Linked DNA regions of Homo sapiens: region 2 is linked to region 1. Evidence: chromatin contacts called from ENCODE Hi-C data. All regions are on one chromosome and are shown on one strand. Each heading gives the region's core, a stretch centred on a gene start or an enhancer-like site at or near the end of the contact. The rest is flanking DNA. Distances are from core to core; before and after follow the strand shown. Region 1 has its middle 42 kb from the start of FAM3C. Region 2 holds the start of POT1 (protection of telomeres 1).

Region 1 (6,050 bases), core at 1,499-3,998:
TACTACTCATCTCTCTTCAAATCAAGTATAGGAAGATAATAGACCAACAGGTTATTGTTAGAGAGAAAAAGTGTTTTTACCAACATGAATGGGAAGAGACATTAAAGGACATAATAGCAGCACCTACCATAATGTTTAATAAACAAAGCACTCGAGATAAGTTTTGTTGAATCCAAATTACACATGTTTACTGTTTGCCTTTTCCTGAATACTTTCACATATATCTGCTTTAATCTTGTGGGTTTTAAAAATAGATTATCTTAATCTGTCCCGAAGTTACTTTACAGAGAAGTTGGGGTCAATCCAGCAGAGGATGTCTGGTGTCAAGATTTCCAAGAATTTGCAACCTGGACATGGATTCCCATTCAAAATCACAGAAACAAGCACTCTTTTCTCAAAAGGTATAACCAAGATTCAAATGCTGGGAAGATCAATAACTAATTTCAAATTTAAATGACCAACGGTAGCACTGCTGGGCCAAGAATTGGGTAGAGCATGGACCAGCGATGAAGAGCAATTAAGGAAAAAGTGAGGACAAATGATCATTTCATGATGTAAACATATATAAAACATCACATTGTACCCCATAAAAATAATATATGCAATTATTATTTGTCAATTAAAAAGAAAAGAAAAAGGAGGGTTCATGGAAGCAGTCTTGGTGAAACTTCAGCCATTTCCATTAATTCATGGTGTGGGTGGGCTGGTCTAGTTTTAAGAACTAACAATGGGACAAGGTGAAATTTGCACTTGGGCCTTCATCTAATAAGTTGTAATTGATGTTTAGGTCTCTTGTTATAAATCTTCAGTTGAGATAAAGGTCTTAACTGAAAGGGAGTCTGTCTACAGTGAAAGAATGTTTTTACAATTTATTCGTTCAATTGTTCCTAAATTCCTGATTTTCAGGTTCACCCTTTCCTTTAATCCAAATAATTAGCTGGTGACATAATCCATGTGTTATTGGAAAGAAAGCACACTCCCTTTCCACTGCCATACTTCCATGTCTTCCTGTTCTCCTGTTACTCATAATTCCTGCTCCTCTTCATTATTAACTCCTATTTATGCTCTGGATTCCTGCAGCTGTCACCTTTGCCCTGCACATGGCCACTGCTCTCCTACCTGCATTCAGCAAAGCACCACTAACACTGGGCTCTTAGGCAGGTAATAGATACCTGCCTAAGGTTTGAGAATAATAGAGACATAGGAAAATTCATTCATCCCATTTAGTAAATAGTTTTTAACACCTATCATTGATACAGCTCCAATGAGTGGAGGAACAACAGGTTCTTCGTCTGGAGTCGAATTAGATAAAACGACATGGACAGACATGGAGTGGTTTTAAGGAGCGGAGAGTTTAATAGGCAAGAAAGAAGGAAGAAGGCAGAAGGAAGAAGCTCCCCCGTACAGAGAGGGAGCCGTGCTCCAAAGTAGAGAGAGGGAACCAACCCCAAGTGCGATGGATACCAGCCAGATATATGCAGAGGCTGGAGGAAGCGGTGTCTGATTTGCATAGGACTCAGGGGATTGGTTTGACCAGGCATGTCATTCATGTAACCCATGAAAAAGCTGGCCCTCCCACCCTAATATGCAAATGAAGGGCGCCATGATGTTCTACACACGTGGGGATATGTGGGGGTGGCCATGTTACCAGGAACATGTGGGGCAAGGTCAAGAAGACCCTGGGAATCACTATGTTTGGGTGGACCCAGTTTCTAATGGCCTGTTTTTGCATATCAAAGGTTGCCAGCCTGGCTCTAAGAGCAGGGGCTTTACAGGAAACTTTTCTGGAGATGCTTTTTAAAAAAATGAAAACTTCCCAAGGACCCCTTTTCCTCTCTATCTGCCTAAAATAATTTCTTAATAACTCCTATCACATCGTCTAGACATTTTTCTAGGTGCTGGGCACAAAGCATTGAACAATAAGGATAAAATCCTTGTCTTCATATTGCTTACATTTTATTTGGATCACAGACAGTAAGTAATTTTAAAAACTATATTAAGGTTGCAATTAACTTTCTTTGTTAGACAAATAGTGCCAATATGATCTTAAGAATCTAGAAAAAATTAGAACTTGGCTTCTTTAAATGACTGCTTAATGGGTTGCTTATTATTTCCCACACCCCTGTGTTTCTCTGAAGAACAAAAGATAGAGGAACGAAATGAAGGGGAGAAAGGTGATACAATAAGGATTCCTAAAGACAACAGGCCAGGCCAGGTGCAGTGGCTCATGCTTGTAATCTCAGCACTTTGGGAGGCTCAGACAGGAGGATTGCTTGAGCCCAGGTATTTGAGACCAGCCTGGGCAACATAGCAAGACTTCGTCTCGACTAAAAAAATGATAAAAATTAGTCAGGCATGGTGGTGTCCACCTGTAGTCCTAGCTTCTCAGGAGGTTGAGGTATGAGGATTGCTTGAACTCAAGAGTTGGAGGCTGCAGTAGTGAGCTATAACCGTGCCATTGCACTCCAGTGAGACCTCGTCTTAGGAAAAAAAAAAAAAAAAACCCGAAAGGGAACAAGACAACTCCAAGTGGCTCTAAAGAAGGCACCTTCACAGAATTCTGAAGAGGGAGTCTGTCTTGGGGCACATTATTCCAGATTTTTATCTCCTCAAATGGATGATCTGATATATGAAGTCACCCCCCTTATCATATCAGCTGGAACCTTCCTCCAGGGTGCAGATCCTTTCCTTTTTATTTATATGAAGAGCCTCCCTACATATTTGCACTCATGCCTTCCACATTGATAAATGGCTTTCACTTAGTGCTATGACAACTCTTCTCTGGAACTCTCTCAGTTCTCAACTCATGATTAATAGTTTCAGTTAACATTCTTTCCTTTACTTATCTTAGTAATTTACAGAGATGAACTTGCTCTCTCTGTTGTAACAAGTACAAGTATACGTAGCTTCACATTTTATACATTCCATTAGAAAATGGTGCAGAAAAGGAGGATCTCTGACCAGATAAAAGAGAGGGTCTCTGGTCTCTGACTAGATAAAGATAGTTCCCCTAATCCTTCTTGACCACAGATATTACTTTTGGTCAGCATCCAAAATCTTTTTAATAAGAAGGTAAGCAGTCTGTCCGTTCTCAGATCTCAAACTCCATGCTGGGAGAACCACTACTCTCTTCAAAGCTGTCACATAGGGACATTTAAGTCTGCAGAGGTTTCTGCGTCTTTTGTTCGGGTATGCCCTGCCCCCAGAGGTGGAGTCTACTAAGGCAGGCAGGCCTCCTTGAGCTGCGGTGGGCTCCACCCAGTTCGAGCTTCCCAGCTGCTTTGTTTACCAGCTCAAGCCTCAGCAATGGCAGGCGCCCCTCCCCCACCCTCGCTGCCGCCTTGCAGTTCCATCTCAGTCTGCTGTGCTAGCAATGAGCGAGGCTTCGTGGGTGTGGGACCCATGCCCTCTCTGACCTCTCCTATTCAACATAGTGTTGGAAGTTCTGGCCAGGGCAATCAGGCAGGAGAAAGAAATAAAGATATTCAATTAGGAAAAGAGGAAGTCAAATTGTCCCTGTTTGCAGATGACATGATTGTATATTTAGAAAACCCCATCGTTTCAGTCCAAAATCTCCTTAAGCTGATAAGCAACTTAGGCAAAGTCTCAGGATACACAATCAATGTGGAAAAATCACAAGCATTCTTATACACCAATAACAGACAGAGAGCCAAATCATGAGTGAACTCCCATTCACAATTGCTTCAAAGAGAATATAATACTTAGGAATCCAACTTACAAGGGATGTGAAGGAACTCTTCAAGGAGAACTGCAAACCACTGCTCAACGAAATAAAAGAGGATACAGGCAAATGGAAGAACATTCCCTGCTCATGGATAGGAAGAATCAATAGCATGAAAATGGCCATACTGCCCAAGGTAATTTATAGATTCGATGCCATCCCCATCAAGCTACCAAAGACTTTCTTCACAGAATTGGAAAAAACTACTTTAAAGTTCATATGAAACCAAAAAAGAGCCCGCATTGTGAAGACAATCCTAAGCCAAAAGAACAAAGCTGGAGGCATCACGCTACCTGACTTCAAACTATACTACAAGGCTACAGTTACCAAAACAGCATGGTACTGGTACCAAAACAGAGATATAGACCAATGGAACAGAACAGAACCCTCAGAAATAATACCACACATCTACAACCATCTGATCTTTGACAAACCTGAAAAAAACAAGCAATGGGGAAAGGATTCCCTATTTAATAAATGGTGCTGGGAAAACTGGCTAGCCATGTGTAGAAAGCTGAAACTGGATCCCTTCCTTACACCTTATACAAAAATTAATTCGAGGTGGATTAAAGACTTAAATGTTAGACCTAAAACCATAAAAACCCTAGAAGAAAACCTAGGCAATACCATTCAGGACATAGGCATAGGCAAGAACTTCATGTCTAAAACACCAAAAGCAATGGCAACAAAATCCAAAATTGACAAGTGGGATCTAATTAAACTAAAGAGCTTCTGCACAGCAAAAGAAACTACCATCAGAGTGAACAGGCGATCTACAGAATGGGAGAAAATTTTTGCAATCTACTCATCTGACAAAGGACTAATATCCAGAATCTACAAAGAACTCAAACAAACTTACAAGAAAAAAACAACCCCATCAAAAAGTGGGTGAAGTATATGAACAGACACTTCTCAAAAGAAGACATTTACACAGCCAACAGACACTTGAAAAAATGCTCATCATCACTGGCCATCAGAGAAATGCAAATCAAAACCACAATGAGATACCGTCTCACACCATTAGAATGGCGATCATTAAAAAGTCAGGAAACAGGTGCTGGAGAGGATGTGGAGAAATAGGAACACTTTTACACTGTTGGTGGGACTGTAAACTAGTTCAACCATTGTGGAAGACAGCATGGCGATTCCTCAAGAATCTAGAACTAGAAATACCATTTGACCCAGCAATCCCATTACTGGGTATATACCCAAAGGATTATAACTCATGCTGCTATCAAGACACATGCACACGTATGTTTATTGTGGCACTATTCACAATAGCAAAGACCTGGAACCAACCCAAAAGTCCATCAGTGATAGACTGGATTAAGAAAATGTGGCACATACACACCATGGAATACTATGTAGCTATAAAAAATGATGAGTTCATGTCCTTTGTAGGGACATGGATGAAGCTGGAAACCATCATTCTCAGCAAACTGTCGCAAGGACAAAAAACCAAACACCGCATGTTCTCACTCATAGGTGGGAATGGAACAATGAGAACACTTGGACACAGGAAGGGGAACATCACACACTGGGGCCTGTCGTGGGATGGGGGGAGGGGGGAGGGATATCATTAGGAGATATACCTAATGTAAATGACGAATTAATGGGTGCAGCACACCAACATGGCACATGTATACATATGTAACAAACCTGCACATTGTGCACATGTACCCTAGAACTTAAAGTATAATAATAAAAAATTAAAAAAAAAGAAAAAAGAAGGTAGGATCCAGGGTTAGTTTTTGTAGCCTTGGCTGGCCCCTTGGCCTCTGGCATACTCGAACTTCCGGCCCTTGGAGCGGACGTAGGGTTTGGTGTGGCTGTGTGGGGTTCCCAGGGCCTTGTCGAAATGCCAGTACACCTCTCGACCCTTGCGAGGACCTGAGAGCAGGACGGTGCCGCAGACCTTGGGGGAGTCCAGGGCCAGCTGGTCGAAAGTGAGGTTCTTGCCCCCCACCCTGAAGATGTGGCTGCGGGCCCGGCTGGTCACGCCCAGTGCACACACCTTCAGTTTGGGCACCTCCTGAACCCACACGTCATCTGTTATGGTTCCCACAACCACGGCCGTTTTGTTTTCCTGGCCAGGAAGCTTCATTTTCGGGATCATCCGGGAAAGGGACAGAGGTGGCTGGTTGGTGCACTCATAAACAACCTCTTCAGCACTATTACTTTTTTTAAAGTGCCCTAAATATCCTTATCAGAGGGGTATTCTTACTTTCACTTTCTCTTTTTTTCCCCTCAGGGCTTTCTTGCCCTCTATTTAAATCTTTCTTCTAAAGCTTCTCTTCCAGTCCTAGGA
Region 2 (5,774 bases), core at 269-2,768, 3.5 Mb after region 1:
TCTCCTGCTAAAACCTACTAAAGACTTCCCATAGCTTTTAGAGTAATATCCAAATTCCTCAACATGCACATAAGGACTGCTTTTTACCTCAAAGGAAGGTACAGCACAGTCTGTTATCCCGTAAGTTCCAGCTCAACTTTCGTGATCTGTCAGAACCAAAAGCTCTCTCATGTTCACACATCACAATGCTAATATCACACCTATTAATTTTAATTGGAGATCAGGTGATTGATCTGTCAGACCCCACAGAAATGTGATTATCTTTAGTTCCGGGACTATATTTATTCATCTTTGTACCTCAGAAACTTACTCCAATGTTTCACACACGAATTTGATAATTGTTCGCTAAATAAGTACTGAATAAGAATAACTTATTGAAATATTCAATCTCAAATGTTATGACAAAGATAAAAACCATACCTAAACCAGTTCTCATAAATAAACTCAACACTTAAAAACTGCATTCCTTTTAGTAGGAAAAAGCATTCTGAGTTATAGAAATTCTTACCTGAATATATTTCTTGCTATAATTGTAACCTGGCTGTAGGGATCCGAAATCTACTTTATGTAATTTACTCAGCGGCTGAACTTCAGGCACCCCATTGACTTCCTTTATTAATTCAAGTGGCATATCAGTTCTGCTTCACACTGATGTCCAAAGCAAATTCAACTAGGGAATCTGACAACTTGCTGCTGAAAATACAAAACCAGTGTTTTACCCAAAATGAAGTCAATAATTTGCTTTAAGTCTCTTTGACTTAGTTATGCTTTTCCTTATTATAGTTAACACGGTTCGGGGTTGGGGGGTGACAGGAGGATGGATTATTTTACAATTTTATTGCAAAGATCAATACAAAACATTCTTCCAAGGAACTGAAACTTAACCATTTTCTACTTAGCTGCGTAAAGTACCTCCAAAAAGCCAGTTTTAAGATCTGTAACGTCACTAACAAACGCTTTTAACATTGTGCTTTAAAATGTAAAATTTATTGGGGAAGAGGGAGGCTGAAAAATCGTGTTTTTTTTTAACCCCCACGGGAGCTGTAATATTGTATAGACAAACTGTGCACCAAAAGCATCGTACTCCAACATGTTTCTGTGGCCCCCTCCCTTCACCCGCTAAATAAATGAAGAAACAAAAATTACTGAACTGAGATTAACTTCTGCATCGTAGGCTCAACCTTATTTCACAGACCTCTTGACGGGGACACTCACTAGTGTCGATATCTAATTTTAATGTTTGCGCACCAACCTTCCCCCAAGCCACCTGAGCTCTGTGAGGGCGGGGACTTGGACTTAACTCCTGTCTGCTTCTCCCAAAACACCAAGAAAGATGCTGAACACAGCAGGCTCGAGATAAACACTCGTAAGAAAGCGTTTCTCTGCGATAATTACATCAAATTTTGATCTAAACTAATTCAATCCCGGGCCCGTTACGTCTGGCACCCACTCAAATGAACACACCAAACCTTACAAATTTCACTCACCCGTACTCTAGAAAGAACCCTAGGAAGAGTTTAGGCGGGCGCGCAGGTGACGTCACACGCACGCTGACGGTTCAGCTCCACGCATGCGTGCAGGATCCCTGGGCATAGTCGCTTGTTCTCCGCCCGCGGTGGACCAGCTGCGTAACGGTTCACACACTGATGGCGCCTGGAGGTTTGGCGAAATACTGACAGGATGCGACGTCAACGGGAGCGCAGGGCCAAGGTACAGGCCCCGCCCAGTCCGGTCACATCCCCCGGAATTCTCGCAGCTCCCCTTAGCTCCGCCCCCAGTGACTTTCCAGCTTTCGTGGCGGGAGGCAAGCTTAGGGGAAGCGGGCGGGTCCGCTGGGCGGGATTTGAGCTTCCCTTTGGTAGATTCGAAGCTCCTGTAGGCAGAGCCTTTCTTTTAATGTCCAGTTCTCTTCCTCCAAGAAATAGGCACCTACTGCAGTCTTTACAAGGAAGCATTTACAAGGATAACAATGTTATTTGGGAGTTTTTATAGTAATTTCGGGCATTGGCATAATGCCACCATTGAGTCTTGCTATTTACAGACAGATTTGATTAACCTTGTCATTGTTTTATAGGGCCATGATTTTGTGGTATAATTAATATTTATTATAATTTATTTTATAGGTTTATTATAGTTTATTTAATATTTATTATAACTTATAATTGATAAATATTATAATTTATCATTTATAATGATAAATTGTTAAACATGAATTCTCTGCTAATTCCAGATATATGCCTTCAATCATTTAAGTGAAATCATCCTAGTGTGAAACTAAATGTAATAAAGAATTACATGAATATTTCCAAGGCTAATTTGAACTAAAATATCTTCTTTATATACATATTTGCAGGAGGATATAGCTAACTTTTTTTTTTTTTTTGAGACGGAATCTCGCTCTGTCACCAGGCTGGAGTGCAATGGCGCAATCTCGGCTAACTGCAACCCCCACCTCCCGGGTTCAAGCAATTCTTCTGCCTCAGCCTCCCTAGTAGCTGGGATTACAGGCGCAGGCCACCATGCCTGGCTAATTTTTGTATTTGTTTAGTAGAGACGGGGTTTCCCATTTTGGCCAGGCTGGTCTCGAACTCCTGACCTTGTGATCCGCCCACCTTGGCCTCCCAAAGTGCTGGGATTACAGACATGAGCCACTGTGCCCAGCCAGCTATGTTTGAAGTGCCTTTTTAATCAACAGGAAGCATTCAGTATTAGCCCATCTCCTGTTTCCCCTCCCCATCCCTGTAGTTATATCCCACGCAGAAGCCGGGGTGACAAGTGCATGAACTCAGGAGCTGTCCATTTGAGGAAAACTATAGGGAAGGTTTAGATGCTATCCTCCTTCCATCTCTGGCTGCATCCGGCTGAGAAATACTATTCCTCCTTTTTATGTGAAGCCCTCCACATGGGCTTTGGACCCTGACCAATTTCATCTCCCTTCCATCATCATCAATATATTTTCTCTTAATGTATTTTAAGCTTTCCTTCTTTTATTCATTCTTTCCCGTCACCATTTAAACACATTCTCCCAGGCTCTTGCTCTGTCGCCCAGGCTGAAGTGCAGTGGCGAGATCATAGCTCGCTGCAGCCTGGAACTCCTGGGCTCAAGCTATCCTCTGGCCTCAGCCTTCTAAGTAGCTGGGACTACAGGCACAGGCCACCACACCCGGCTAATTTTTTAAAAAAATTTTGTGGAGACGAGTTCTCACTATGTTGCCCAGTCAGTCTCACACTCCTCTGTGGGTACTAAATATTTGTTGAATGAACAAATGCTGAGGAAAACTGTTTATCTTACTTCTGACTTCCACCCCTCCATCCCACCCCTGCCCCCCACCACCCCATTACACTTAAACTGCCCTTAGAAAAACCACTGAAGAACTCTTTATTGCTAACCCAAAAGGACATTTTTAGTCTCATATTTTTGAAAACATTCTTTGTGCTACAACATGGTCCTAGTTTTCCTCTTACCTTCTACCAACTGAATCTTTTAAAATTTCTCATAATCTGTTTAGCCTGTAAGTATCCATGTTCTGTAGAATGTGATGAAGATGTCTAATAGAGGTATACGTAAGTCCTTTTATTTTGTTAAAGTGGTTGTTCTCAGTTCCTGTGGGACACAACACTTCCTACACGTTCAAGTAACTTCCAATCTTATTTCTTCTGCATAATCTCCCAATTAGTGGCAGAGGCTCCAGAGCCTGTAATGCTTTCCCTCACATTAGCAATTAATTTCCACAAATGAAGAAAATTGCTCATGAATATACAGTACAATTTAAGATAATAAGAGAGGAAAAAAAGAGATTGAATCAACTGAATAAGGCAATGAAGACATATTAATGCCAAAACAATCCATTACTATTGTTCTATGCCTGTTGAAGCAGCATAAAAAAGCTACTCTAAGGCTAACAATTAATGTAATTGTTATTAGAAGTTATGACTTTTAAAGGTTCAATGAAAAAAGTTTTTATATAAAATCTGCAATGTAAAAATGTTCATTTTAAGAAAAGTTAAAATTAAATTTTCATTAATAAATAATGAAGACTAAAAGCAAAATGGGTAATTTTTAAGTGATGTATAAATATAAGGATTCAGTATAGTTATCATAAATAAATCAAACGTGAAAGAAATTAGTCTGCAAATTTCTGACACATCTTCCCTCTCATAGCATTTTCATATTATCCTTTACTATTTACTTGTTAATGTCTACATGTAAAATTGAATTGCCTAACATGTCCAGCACTTCAAATTCATTTCCTTTGCATTAATTGTGGGGTGATTAACCCATTCCTGTTTGCAGTCCATCTGTCCTGCAAGCTGTTATCATCAGGTTGCATCTCTAGAGCCTGACAATATCATCTTCTTACTCCTGAGATTTTCTAGGAATAATAGCTAGGCTACATTAGTTGGAGTTCATTTCCTTGTGTCTAATATTCTTTCTGCCCAATCCTAATGAACATCTAAATGGATTTGTAAAATCCTATTTCAATAAAGCATCAAATTTTTATATTGTTATGTAGCTGAGCCAGGAGATAAATCAAACATAATTTTTTCTCAAATGTATGTTTAAGTTACAAATTTAAATGGTAAAGCATGTAATCACTCAGTGCATACTAGGAAGCAAAATAAAGATATTTTTAAAACATAATATTAGGTACCACAAATTGAGAAAACATTATTATCCATTGAAGAGGTCTCTCAAAAGCTTTTGTACTTTAATAATAAATCTTTTTAATTTATTATTTAAAATATCCTAGGCCAGGCACAGTGGCTCACACCTGTAATCCCAGCACTTTGGGACGCCGAACCAGGCAGATCACAAGATCAGGAGTTCGAGACCAACCTGGCCAACATAGTGAAAACCTGTCTCTACAGAAAATACAAAAAATTAGCCAGGTGTGGTGGCGGGCACCTGTAATCCCAGCTACTCGGGAGGCTGAGACAGGACAATCACTTGAACCCAGGAGGTGGAGGTTGCAGTGAGCTGAGATCACACCATTGCACTCCAGCCCGGGAAACAGTGCGAGACTCCGTCTCAAAAAAAAAAAAAAAAAATCCTCATCAGTTAAAAAATTGTCTTTCCTTCAGTTGCTACTCATTTTAAGAATTGTTGGGCCAGGTATGGTGGCTCTCGCCTATAATCCCAGCACTTTGGGAGACCGAGGCGGGTGGATTACCTGAGGTCAGGAGTTCAAGACCAGCCTGGCCAACATGGTGAATCCCCATCTCTACTAAAAATACGAAAAAAATTAGCTGGGCCTGGTGGCACACCCCTGTAATCCCAGCTACTCTGGAGGCTGAGGCAGGAAAATTGGTTGAGCCCAGGAGGCAGAGGTTACTGTGAGTCGAGATCGTGCCACTGCACTCCAGCCTGGCCGACAGAGCAAGATTCTGTCTCAAAAAAAAAAAAAAAAAGAATTGTCCAAGGAAAAAAATAACCTATATTCAAATTTTAATTATAAACTATAAGTAGGTCAATATATTATACTGTATTGATCCATATGAATGAATTACAAATACGAACTTTCTCTTGTTGAAAGACTATAAGAAATGTATGACTTCCCAAAAAATATAAATAAATGTTTCCTCATATAACTCATGTATAACATTTTCTCTTTCTTTCTTTCTTTCTTTCTTTTTTTTTTTTTTTGAGACAGGGTCTTACTCTGTTGCCCTGGCTGGCATACAGTAGGAAGATCCTAGCTCTCACTGTATCCTCGGTCTCCCAGACTCAAGCGATCCTCCCACTTCAGCCTCTTGAGTAGCTGGGACTATAGGCA

The links. A loop is a pair of places that touch in the nucleus more often than their neighbours do. Pooled maps may share reads with other maps.
Region 2: a loop to region 1 is called in a pooled map, with 8 times the contacts of the local background. The contact joins the promoter of POT1 here to the enhancer-like site in region 1. A Hi-C loop is called at or near these places in 3 of 50 pooled maps.

What each region holds. Positions count from the first base shown.
Region 1 is chr7:121,435,348-121,441,397 of GRCh38, forward strand. It overlaps the pseudogene RPL18P4. Among named protein-coding and RNA genes, the nearest start is that of FAM3C, 42 kb to the left of the region's middle. RefSeq lists an enhancer at 3,088-3,382. Within about 2 kb of position 2,749, at least 21 of the 41 ENCODE cell types and tissues checked have a DNase peak (open chromatin) inside an H3K27ac peak, as active enhancers do.
Region 2 is chr7:124,928,307-124,934,080 of GRCh38, forward strand. It overlaps POT1 (protection of telomeres 1), which reads right to left and starts at 1,519. Exons shown (of 19, transcript NM_015450.3): 1 at 1,488-1,519; 2 at 509-693. It overlaps POT1-AS1 (POT1 antisense RNA 1), which reads left to right and starts at 1,567. Exons shown (of 8, transcript NR_125719.1): 1 at 1,567-1,710. RefSeq lists enhancers at 1,455-1,754, 1,509-1,803.